Regions from separate parts of the Homo sapiens genome. Here all the other regions are linked to region 3. A link is a contact called in ENCODE Hi-C or POLR2A ChIA-PET data. All regions are on one chromosome and are shown on one strand. Each heading gives the region's core, a stretch centred on a gene start or an enhancer-like site at or near the end of the contact. The rest is flanking DNA. Distances are from core to core; before and after follow the strand shown. Region 1 overlaps LOC107985695 (a long non-coding RNA gene). Region 2 holds the start of PORCN-DT (PORCN divergent transcript). Region 3 holds the start of TIMM17B (translocase of inner mitochondrial membrane 17B).

What was found. A loop is a pair of places that touch in the nucleus more often than their neighbours do. ChIA-PET counts read pairs that join two places held with the same protein, here RNA polymerase II (POLR2A). Pooled maps may share reads with other maps.
Region 1: a map of OCI-LY7 shows a loop between it and region 3 (4-fold over the local background). The contact joins the enhancer-like site here to the promoter of TIMM17B in region 3. A Hi-C loop is called at or near these places in 11 of 168 maps with a recorded cell type or tissue (B cell, CD4-positive, alpha-beta T cell, CD4-positive, alpha-beta memory T cell and 7 more), 14 of 37 single-sample maps with no recorded cell type and 21 of 50 pooled maps. POLR2A ChIA-PET finds 5 or more read pairs at or near these places in 8 of 52 experiments (A549, CD4-positive, alpha-beta T cell, CD8-positive, alpha-beta T cell and 5 more).
Region 2: a pooled map shows a loop between it and region 3 (13-fold over the local background). The contact joins the promoter of PORCN-DT here to the promoter of TIMM17B in region 3. A Hi-C loop is called at or near these places in 4 of 50 pooled maps.

Annotation. Positions count from the first base shown.
Region 1 is chrX:48,630,419-48,633,442 of GRCh38, reverse strand. The region is part of intron 1 of LOC107985695 (a long non-coding RNA gene); the gene reads right to left. Among named protein-coding and RNA genes, the nearest start is that of WDR13, 34 kb to the right of the region's middle. RefSeq lists an enhancer at 1,546-1,615. Within about 2 kb of position 1,587, at least 2 of the 41 ENCODE cell types and tissues checked have a DNase peak (open chromatin) inside an H3K27ac peak, as active enhancers do; they include CD8-positive, alpha-beta T cell, where a contact is called at or near this core.
Region 2 is chrX:48,507,309-48,510,602 of GRCh38, reverse strand. PORCN-DT (PORCN divergent transcript) reads left to right here and starts at 1,764. Exons shown (of 2, transcript NR_135596.1): 1 at 1,764-1,884. It overlaps PORCN (porcupine O-acyltransferase), which reads right to left and starts at 1,611. Exons shown (of 15, transcript NM_203475.3): 1 at 1,500-1,611; 2 at 647-819. The coding sequence starts at 782. RefSeq lists a silencer at 1,385-1,784.
Region 3 is chrX:48,896,228-48,899,298 of GRCh38, reverse strand. It overlaps TIMM17B (translocase of inner mitochondrial membrane 17B), which reads left to right and starts at 1,531. Exons shown (of 6, transcript NM_001395498.1): 1 at 1,531-1,575; 2 at 2,441-2,540. The coding sequence starts at 1,550. It overlaps PQBP1 (polyglutamine binding protein 1), which reads right to left and starts at 1,369. Exons shown (of 7, transcript NM_001032382.2): 1 at 1,217-1,369; 2 at 723-807. The coding sequence starts at 789. RefSeq lists enhancers at 706-925, 976-1,345, 1,636-1,835, 1,866-2,015.

The DNA of each region.
Region 1 (3,024 bases), core at 338-2,837, 270 kb after region 3:
AAAAAAAGGGGGGGCCGGGCGCGGTGGCTCACGCCTGTAATCCCAGCACTTTGGGAGGCCTAGGCAGGCAGATCACCTGAGATCAGGAGTTTGAGACCAGCCTGGCCAACATGGTAAAACCCCGTCTCTACTTAAAAAAACAAAAATTAGCCAGGCGCGGTGGCGGGTCTGTAATCCCAGCTACCCGGGAAGCTAAGGCAGGAGAATTGCTTGAACCTGGGAGGTGGAGGTTGCAGGGAGCCGAGATCAAGCCACTGCACTCCAGCCTGGGAGACAGAGTGAGACTGTCTCAAAAGTAAATAAATAAATAAATATAAATAAAATTGTAAAATATGCATTCACAAGTTAGTGTTACTGGAAAACTGCATGTTATGTAACAGTATGTACAGAAGTGAAAAAGTACAACCAAAATGATATATCACCAAAATTAAAAACACAAAAATTTAAGATAAAAACAAAATGACACGTACAAGTAAACCGTTTTTTTTAATTTATGTAAATATAAACACGGACATTTAGAAATATACACATTGAAAGGACAGAGATGAGAAATTATTCCTTGGGTGTTGGGTGTCTGTTTGCCATTTATTTCTATAATGTAGTTCCCTCTTTTCTGAAAAACTTGCAACCAACGTGGATGACTTTTCCAAAGAGAAGAGGGACCCAGCATGGTGGCTCATGCCTGTAATCCCAGCACTTGGGAGGTCGAGGCAGGTGGATCATCTGAGGTCAGGAGTTCGAGACCAACCTGGCCAACATGGCAAAACCCCTATCTCTATTAAAAATACAAAATTAGGTGAGTGTGGTAGCAGGCACTTGTAATCCCAGCTACTTAGCAGGCTGAGGCAGGAGAATTGCTTGAATCCCGGAGGCGGAGGTTGCAATGGGCCAGGATCGCGCCACTGCACTCCAGCCTGGGTGAGAGAGTGAGACTCCGTCTCAAAAAACAAACAAACAAAAAAACACAGAAGAGAAAACACTCTCTGAAATGGAAGTAAAGGGACTAGAAAACAATGGGAAGCTATTTAGTAGTAGGGGAAAGGGCTATTTTCCAATGGCGAGTGACAAAACCACAAGGCAAAACTGTCCCTCCCCCTCCAACTGGAGTCCATACAGGGACGCATGCACACGGGCACACGTGTGTCCCTCTGTGAGCGTTGTATGGTGCACACTGATAGACTGATGGGGACCCTCTGACCATTCCTGTGAGGACTTGAGCCAAAAAGCTACTTCTCTCTTGGCACACCTGGCCTAGCCCAGTGTGCTTTTGAAACTCTAGGAACCATTGGAGTCCACTGGAGGGCTTCTGAAAACACCAACTGCTGGGCCCCAGGCCCACAGCTTCTGATTCAGTGGGTCATGGGTGGGGCCTGGGAGTATGCATTTTTAATAGATTCCCAGCGAGGCAGCTGCTGCCTGCCAGGGAACCCCACTTTGGGAACCACTGGACTAGTGTCTGGGTCAGCGAATAGAGGAGGCCACCCGGAGGCCAGAAGGTGCCTGAGGCCCTGGGCTTCATGGCTGGTGGCTGGAGATGCCCTCCTCCAGGCCTGGAGCTTCCTCAACCTGACAACTTGCCAATAAGGGAAATGGGCGCGATCTAACGTGCCGCGAACTAGTGCAGACTCACAGCCTAGGTCGAGTAGGAATGGAATTCTAGAAATGATATATGCCAAGAGTTTGCAGTGTAGACCTCAGAATCATCTCAGATTCAAAGAGGAAACCAAACGACTGCAGCAGCAGCAGCAGCAGCAGCAGCAGCAGCAGCAGGGAACAGGTTGGCTACAGAGCCAGTGGTCACACCCGGCTTTCTGCAGCCTTTCTGGCTCCGCAGCATTTTTTTCAGAGCTTAAGGGCGGGAGGAGATGCTGTATATTTAGGGGTGGAGTGAGGAATAGCGGAGCATTCCGGCATTTCTGGAGTAACACTGCCCCCAAGAGCAATCTGTGATAAAGCCTCAAGCTATGTGGACAAACAACATGAAAGGCGAGGTAATGAAAAAAAGATCCAGAAAGATCCAGCAGCCAACTTGACGATCCTCGCTGATTGAAGATTAAAGCACTATGAGCGCAGCTAGGTTCAAATAGCGGTTCTGCCACTTACTCACTTTGTGACCCTGGGCAAATTAGTCAACTTCCCTGTGCCTCAGTTTCCCCTACTTGTACTTCATGGGGGATTAATGAACTAATATATGGAAAGTATTCAAAGCATTTCTGCTGACTACAGAAACTCTTTACAATTCTCCCAGAAATAATCCAGGTCATCATGCATTTGCCCACATTCCATCTTTGTCAGGAATTGTAGGCCAAAATGTTCTTTTTTTATTTTAATTTAATTTTAATTTTTTTTTGAGATGGAGTCTCCCTCTGTCTCCCAGGCTGGAGTGCAGTGGCGTGATCCGGGCTCACTGCAACCTCCACCTCCCAGGTTCAAGGAATTTTCCTGCCTTAGCCTCCCGAGTAGCTGGGATTACAGACGCCCGCCAACATGCCTGGCTAGTTTTTATGTTTTTTTAGTAGAGACGGGGTTTTGCCGTGTTGCCCAGGCTGGTCTCCAACTTCTGACTTCAGGTGATCCGCCTGCCTCGGCCTCCCAAAGTACTGGGATTGTAGATGTGAGCCACTGCAACCGGCCCAAAATGTACTCTTTTTTTTTTTTTTTTTTTTTTGAGGCAGTCTCACTCTGTCGCCCAGGCTGGAGTGCAGTGGTGCGATCTCGGCTCACTGCAAGCTCCGCCTCCTGGGTTCACGCCATTCTCCTGCCTCAGCCTCCCGAGTAGCTGGGACTACAGGTGCCCGCCACCACGCCCGGCTAATTTTTTGTATTTTTAGTAGAGATGGGGGTTTCACCGTGTTAGCCAGGATGGTCTCGATCTCCTGACCTCGTGATCCGCCCGCCTCCGCCTCCCAGAGTGCTGAGATTACAGGCGTGAGCCACCGCGCCCGGCCAATGTACTCGTTTTTTAAAGACAATGCTTAGTTATAGTTCTCCACAATTAAACCCAGCACAGTGGCCAGGAGTGGT
Region 2 (3,294 bases), core at 515-3,014, 390 kb after region 3:
ATTTAAAATTAAAAAAGAAAGAAAGAAAAAAGAAAGTGTAGAACCTTCGGATCTCAGATTTCCAGAAATCTCCGCCTCCTATAGGAATCTTGGGGACTTGGAATCTTTCATTAAGATACAGGCCTGCTATGACTGTGGAAACATTTCAGAATCCTAGAATCCAGAAATCGCATCATGCCCTGATTATAGAAATCCACAATGCCAACATTTTAGAAGTCTAGAATGTGAGAATTTCAAATTGTCAGAATCTCCAAACGCTGTAATCATGGTACTTTGGGATTCCATAACCCTGTGACATCAGCATGCCAATGTCTTATAACCTTGGGATGTAGACATTTCAGAATCCCAAGATCCAAGAATCTCAGCTTTCTGGAATCCCAGAACTCAGGAATACTGAAGGGCATGGCTTGGCATGGCAGGATGTGGCTCGGTGTGGCATGGCATGGGGTGGCTGGCATAGTAGGATGTGGTATGGTGGAATGGGGTTTGGCCTGGTGGGATGTGGTGGGGCTGAACATGTTGGGGTCCAGCTTGGACATGCTAGGGCCTGGCAGGATGTGACAGGGTAAGGTGTGGCTCGATATGGATGAATGTGGGAGGTCTGATATGGCCTGGCATGGTGGCACACGGTATGGCAGGCACTTACCGAGCCTCCAGAGGAGGCGGCAGGCGAGGCAGATGGCAAGGAGCAGCCAGATCTGGTCAAGGCCCTGCTGGGCAGTAGGCAGGAGACAGCCTTGCAGTAGCTGCTGGAAAAATTCCTGGCGGCTAAAGGTGGCCATTGCAGACCCCCACGGATGGATGGCCAGATGGATAGATCTGTCAAAGCAGGGACACAGAGGGAGCGGGTGTCCGTGGGGCAGACCTCGCTTAAAGGATGCACTCTGGCACTCACATTTCAGTTTGGGGCTGCCCAGCCCATGTAGAGGCACGGTACTGGAGGACTGGGGGAAGGCGTGAGAAGTCAGGTACATCAGACTGAGCCACCAACTGTGTGCATGTGGGTGTTCGGCATGCACACGCACAGCCTGTGACCTGGAGTGAATGAAGGACCTCTGTCTCTCCAGTGCTGTGAACAGTCCAGTCCGATGGTGATGGGATGGCATACATTTCAGGCCCATATATCAAATGGGGCGGGCGACGGGAAGGGGAATCCCTGGTTTCCAAGGTAGAGTCGCTCTGAGTGGAGGGCAGAGAGGGGGATTCTGTGACACTTGGGGGCCGTGTGCATCTCTCCTTGTATGGATGCGGCGGCACGGGGAGGGGGGGTGTCCTGTATCCTCCGCGCCCCCCATCTCATCCCCACCCGGCGAGAGGCCGCCAACAAAGTCCTGCCCAGGTCCGGGGGCTGCAAGGAGGTGGTGGTAGGAGACATAGCCTGAGGGAGAGTCGGAAAGGTGATGGGGAGGGGGTCCTAGCACTCGCGCTACAGATCCGCCTGGGGAGGCCGGCCCAGGGATGGGAGCTGGGGAGCCGCGTGCGCACTACTGGCGACCTACCTGGCAGGAAAGAAGCCGTGGTCCTGGGGACCGAGGACGCGCTGCCGCCGCCGCTGCCTCCTCCGGGCAGCCTCCCCCGCAGGCCGCAAGGCCGGGACCAGCAGCGGCTCCCAGAGCGGCGCGGCGAGCGGGCCCTTTAAATCCCGGGGCGGCCCGGCCGCCGGCTCGGCCAATGGGAGAGCAGGAGGGGGGCGGGGACGGGGACGCGGAGGAGGGGAGCAGGAGGATTGAGGGGAGACCGGCGCGGGGGGACGTCGGCGCGCAGGACGTTCACGCCCGCACCTTTCCGGCCTGTGGCGGTTTCAGCCCCAGACCGTCTGCCTCCGGAGGATTTCTGGCCATCCAAGAACAAACTTCCGAATCTCCAAATTTCCAAGCCTTGGAAGTGAGAAGGGAAAGATGGGGGAGGGAGGAGGGAAGCCGCTGCACCCCCAAATAGTCACCCGCGCACGTCCTCTAAATACCGTGGTGTCCCCGTTTCACAGATGGGAAAACAAACCGAGATCTCTCCTTCCCCAACCTTTGAGAGAACCGAAGTAACTCCCAACCCTCCCACCTCCTGGGACCGGCCAGGAACATTTATAAGTAATGACTGTGTCACCTAGGAACACAAATTAGGCGCCTGTGCTTCCCCTGGGGACGAGCTGTGAGCACTTGGCGTGTCGTCGTTGAGAAGTGATTTGCATGCTTAATTCCCCAGCAGACTCTTTGCTTCGAAGGTGACCCCAGCGACTAGTAAATGTTCTCTGTGAACTAGAGGGAGGCTAGTACCGAGCACTTAAAAGGGGGGCATTTATAAAGCTCTTAAGGGCCAGGCTCGGTGGCTCACGCCTATAAACCCAGCACTTCGGGAGGCCAAGGGTAGGAGGATAGCTTGAGGTCAGGAGTTCGAGACCAGCCTGGCCAACATGGCGAAACCCCGTCTCTACTAAAAATACAAAAATTAGCCAGGCGTGGTGGCGCACGCTTGTAATCCCAGCTACTCGGGAGGTTAAAGCAGGAGAATCAGGAGGCAGAGGTTGCAGTGAGCCAAGATCGCGTCATTGTGGGCTACAAGAGCGAAACTCCGTCTCAAAATAAATAAATAAAGACTGGGCGTGGTGGCTCACACCTGTAACCCAGCACTTTGGAAGGCCGAGGCGGATGGATCACCTGAGGTCATGAGTTTGAGACCAGGCTGGCCAATATGGCGAAACCCTGTCTCTACTAAAAATACAAAAAATTTAGCTGGGCGCCTGTAATCCCAGCTACTCCGGAGGCTGAGGCAGGAGAATCACTTGAGCCCAGGAGACGGAGGTTGCAGTGAGCCGAGATCACGCCATTGCACTCCAGCCTGGGTGACAAGAGCAAAACTCCTTCTCCAAAATAAATAAATAAATAAACAAGAGCGAAACTCCTTCTCTAAATAAATAAATAAATAAAATAAAAAAGAAAGCGCTTACACTGGCCCCATCCGCACCTCTATCTGCACCAACACTAAAGATTTATGTAGCACCCGCCTTCTACCTACCCTACTGCTGCAGTTTCTAGGCATTCCCCTTTGTACCTAGGCTGATGAAGGGCCTATTTTTCCAAAAGAGCACTTACTGGGCGCTTACTGCACTACATGCTTAGCTGTGACGTGGAAGGGAGAAGGAAGCCCAGGTCAAACTGGACGCCACCCTGACCTGGGCAGCCAACTGAAACAGATTTTAATCAGATTAACAATGGCCTGTATGGAGCTGGGCAAGTCATGTTCACTCACCCGTCTCCATTGTCCTTTTCTGTTAAACAAAAGAGTGGGCTTGGCAGGTTT
Region 3 (3,071 bases), core at 282-2,781:
TGTTAAGAATGAAATATCTGCCGGGCACAGTGGCTTATGCCTGTAATCCCAACCCTTTGGAAAGCCAAGGGTGGGGGGTGGATCACCTGAGGTCAGGAGTTAGAGGCCAGCCTAGCCAACATGGTGAAACCCGTCTCTACTAAAAATGCAAAAATCAGCCGGGTGTGGTATCACGTGCCTGTAATCCCAGCTACTTGGGAGGCTGAGACAGGAAAATCGCTTGAGCCCGGGAGGCGGAGGTTGCAGTGAGACGAGATCACGCCACAGCACTCCAGCCTGGGCGACAGACCGAGACTCTGTCTCAAAAAAAAAAAAAAAAAAATTGCCAGGTGTGGTGGGGCGGGGCGTGCCTGTAGTCCCAACTACTCGGGAAGTTAAGGCAGGAGAATCGCTTGAACCTGGAAGGCGGAGGTTTTAGTGAGCCGAGATCGCGCCACTGCACTCCAGCCTGGGTGCACAATAAGACTCTGCCTCAAAAAAAAAAAAAAAAAAAAAAAAAAAAAAAAAAAAAAAGAATGAAATATCTATTCCCCCAACCCCCTCCACTTGACACGCGGTAGGGATGGATGTCAGGAATCCACATTGTTAACAACGAAAAATGCCTGCCACCCCATTGCTTGGTGCACAGTTGGCCCATGCTAGGTATCAAGCGTCAGTATCAACAACAAAAGTGCCTGTCGAGGCTGGCACGTGTTAGGACCATCTGCTTTTAGCTGTCTCACCAGGCTCCAGATGTTTGAGGATGCCTCTCTTGGCCAAGCGGGTCTGCAGCGCAACGGGCAGCGGCATAGCTGATAGCAGACAGACCTAGGGACAGACGAACAAACTGACAAGCAGCTCAGATAAAGATTCCTATCTGGATCCCGTAACCAAGCGCCTCCCGTAAACATGTACTCATCTGACTCCGATCTACTCAAATGAACCAGTAGCTGGGTGGACAGAACATACGCACTAAAAGATGTAAGAGGTAGGTGGCAATATCATCGCAACTCCCACCAACCCTACTGTCCCCGAAACCAGGTGCTCCAGGGCCCTGTTCCTCTCCCAGGCCCAGGCTCCGCCCACAGCCTAAGAAGCCCGGCCCCTCCGCACTTCAGAAATGGGCTCATCCAGCGTCCCCATGACTGCCGGGTGGGAGAAACCAAAGCGCTGGGATGGGGGAGCAGAGGGCAGCACTTCCTCCAGCTCCAAAAGAGTGCACCCACCCCAACGTTACCAATACACTCGTGCAGGTAGTGGAAGGCTGTCACACCGCCCGTCTCTCTCGTGTCGCCGCTACGATACCTGGGCCCACACGACTCTCTTCCCAAAACACCGAATGAGACCTTCTCTCAACGAGGCCTTCACTCCCCGAGCCTGAAAGTAACTGGACTACGCTCAGGAGGCAATGAACAAATGGCAGAAACTCGATTGGCCAATGAGAGTGCGTCCTTGGCGTGACATGCGGTATAGCGACCCAATCGCTGCCCGGTAATAGGCGGAAAGCTCCGACGCCGGTGTGCGTCTACGCTGGGGGCGTGGCCTGACTGCGCGGCCAGACGCCAGCGCCATGGAGGAGTACGCTCGGGAGCCCTGGTACGGCAATGGGCACAGGCATCCGGAATATTGCTGCGACGCCAAGGCCAGCCGTGGGGGTCGGGCGGGGGAGGCATCGGCCGCACAGAGCCATGTACCAGACTCGGGGGACTCTTAACGTATCTCCCGCTACCCCCACTCGGTTCCTGTCATTCGGGCTCCGTTATGAGGGGCCACAACCAGAGAAGGTGCGGCGAAGGCCGAACCACGCCATGTTTCTCCTGACTTCGTAATCTCCTAGCCCTGTTAACGAAAAAAGACACGCTGGACGATCCATCCCGGCTAGGGGTGGTACGGTGTTGACCGGAAATCCCCAGAGTTGCCGCCAGTGGTTTTTCCCAGGTCGCCTTTGTCAGTGGGGGGCGGGGCACGGATGAACCTGTTGAGGGCCGGCGGGGACGGTGGATGCTTCCCGCGGTCGCTCTTGGTTTTTCCCAGTTGTGCCGGATTGAAAAGGGGCGGGGCATGGTTGGACGGGCTCACCGTCGGAGAAGGGGTGCGACGCGGTCCTGCTTTGCTGACAGTCTGTCTTGGCTAGTTAACACGCCTATGTCGCTTATTGAAACGTCAACTCTGCGTGTGCCAATTCATTTAATCTTTGATCACAGTAAAACCGTTGGCTGATTCCTTGGTTGGTAGACAGGGCGAAGACTAATATTTCTCCCCCTTTGCCCCATTTCTCGCTTTAATGGGGGGGTGTGTGGAAAAAGCGTGACAGAACTAGCTCATTATTATCTGAAGTGTTTGTTCCTACTTAGGAACTTCCCATTCTGGTGACTTGGTTTCTCCCAGTTAGAAAAGAGTTCGTGTGACAGGACCTGGGGGAGGGCTCACATTAACCCCGTCCTTCCCTTCCTGCTTGCAGCCCATGGCGAATTGTGGATGATTGCGGTGGAGCCTTCACTATGGGTGTCATCGGTGGCGGAGTCTTCCAGGCCATCAAGGGTTTCCGCAATGCCCCTGTTGTGAGTCCAGGCCTTCCCTGGGTTGGTGTGGGGTTAGCTATCTTGCCCACAAGGGAGGCTGCTCTGAAAACTGCTTGGAGCTGCCAGTCACGTGCACTTATTCATTCTGGTGCCCACTCACCTACTATGTGCCGAGCCTGGCTCCTGTATCTGGGATTTTGTAGGGATTGCAAACATGGCCTCTGTCTTCCACCCTCCACCCCACCCAACTGGAGCTCCTCTGTGGAAATGCTGTGTCGTTCAAAGAGTCATCACCAAATTTTAAATGTATGTGCAAAGCCAGACAGTTTTTTTTTTTTTTGAGACAGTCTTGCTCTGTTGCCCAGGCTAGAGTGCAGTGGCACGCTCTTGGCTCACTGCAACCTCTGCCTCCTGGGTTCAGGCAATTCTCCTGTCTCAGCCTCCCAAGTAGCTGGGACTACAGGCATGTGCCACCAGACCTGACGAATTTTTGTAATTTTAGTAGAAATGGGGTTTCACTATGTTGGCCAGGCTGGCCTTGAACTCTGGACCTCAGGTGATCCACCTACC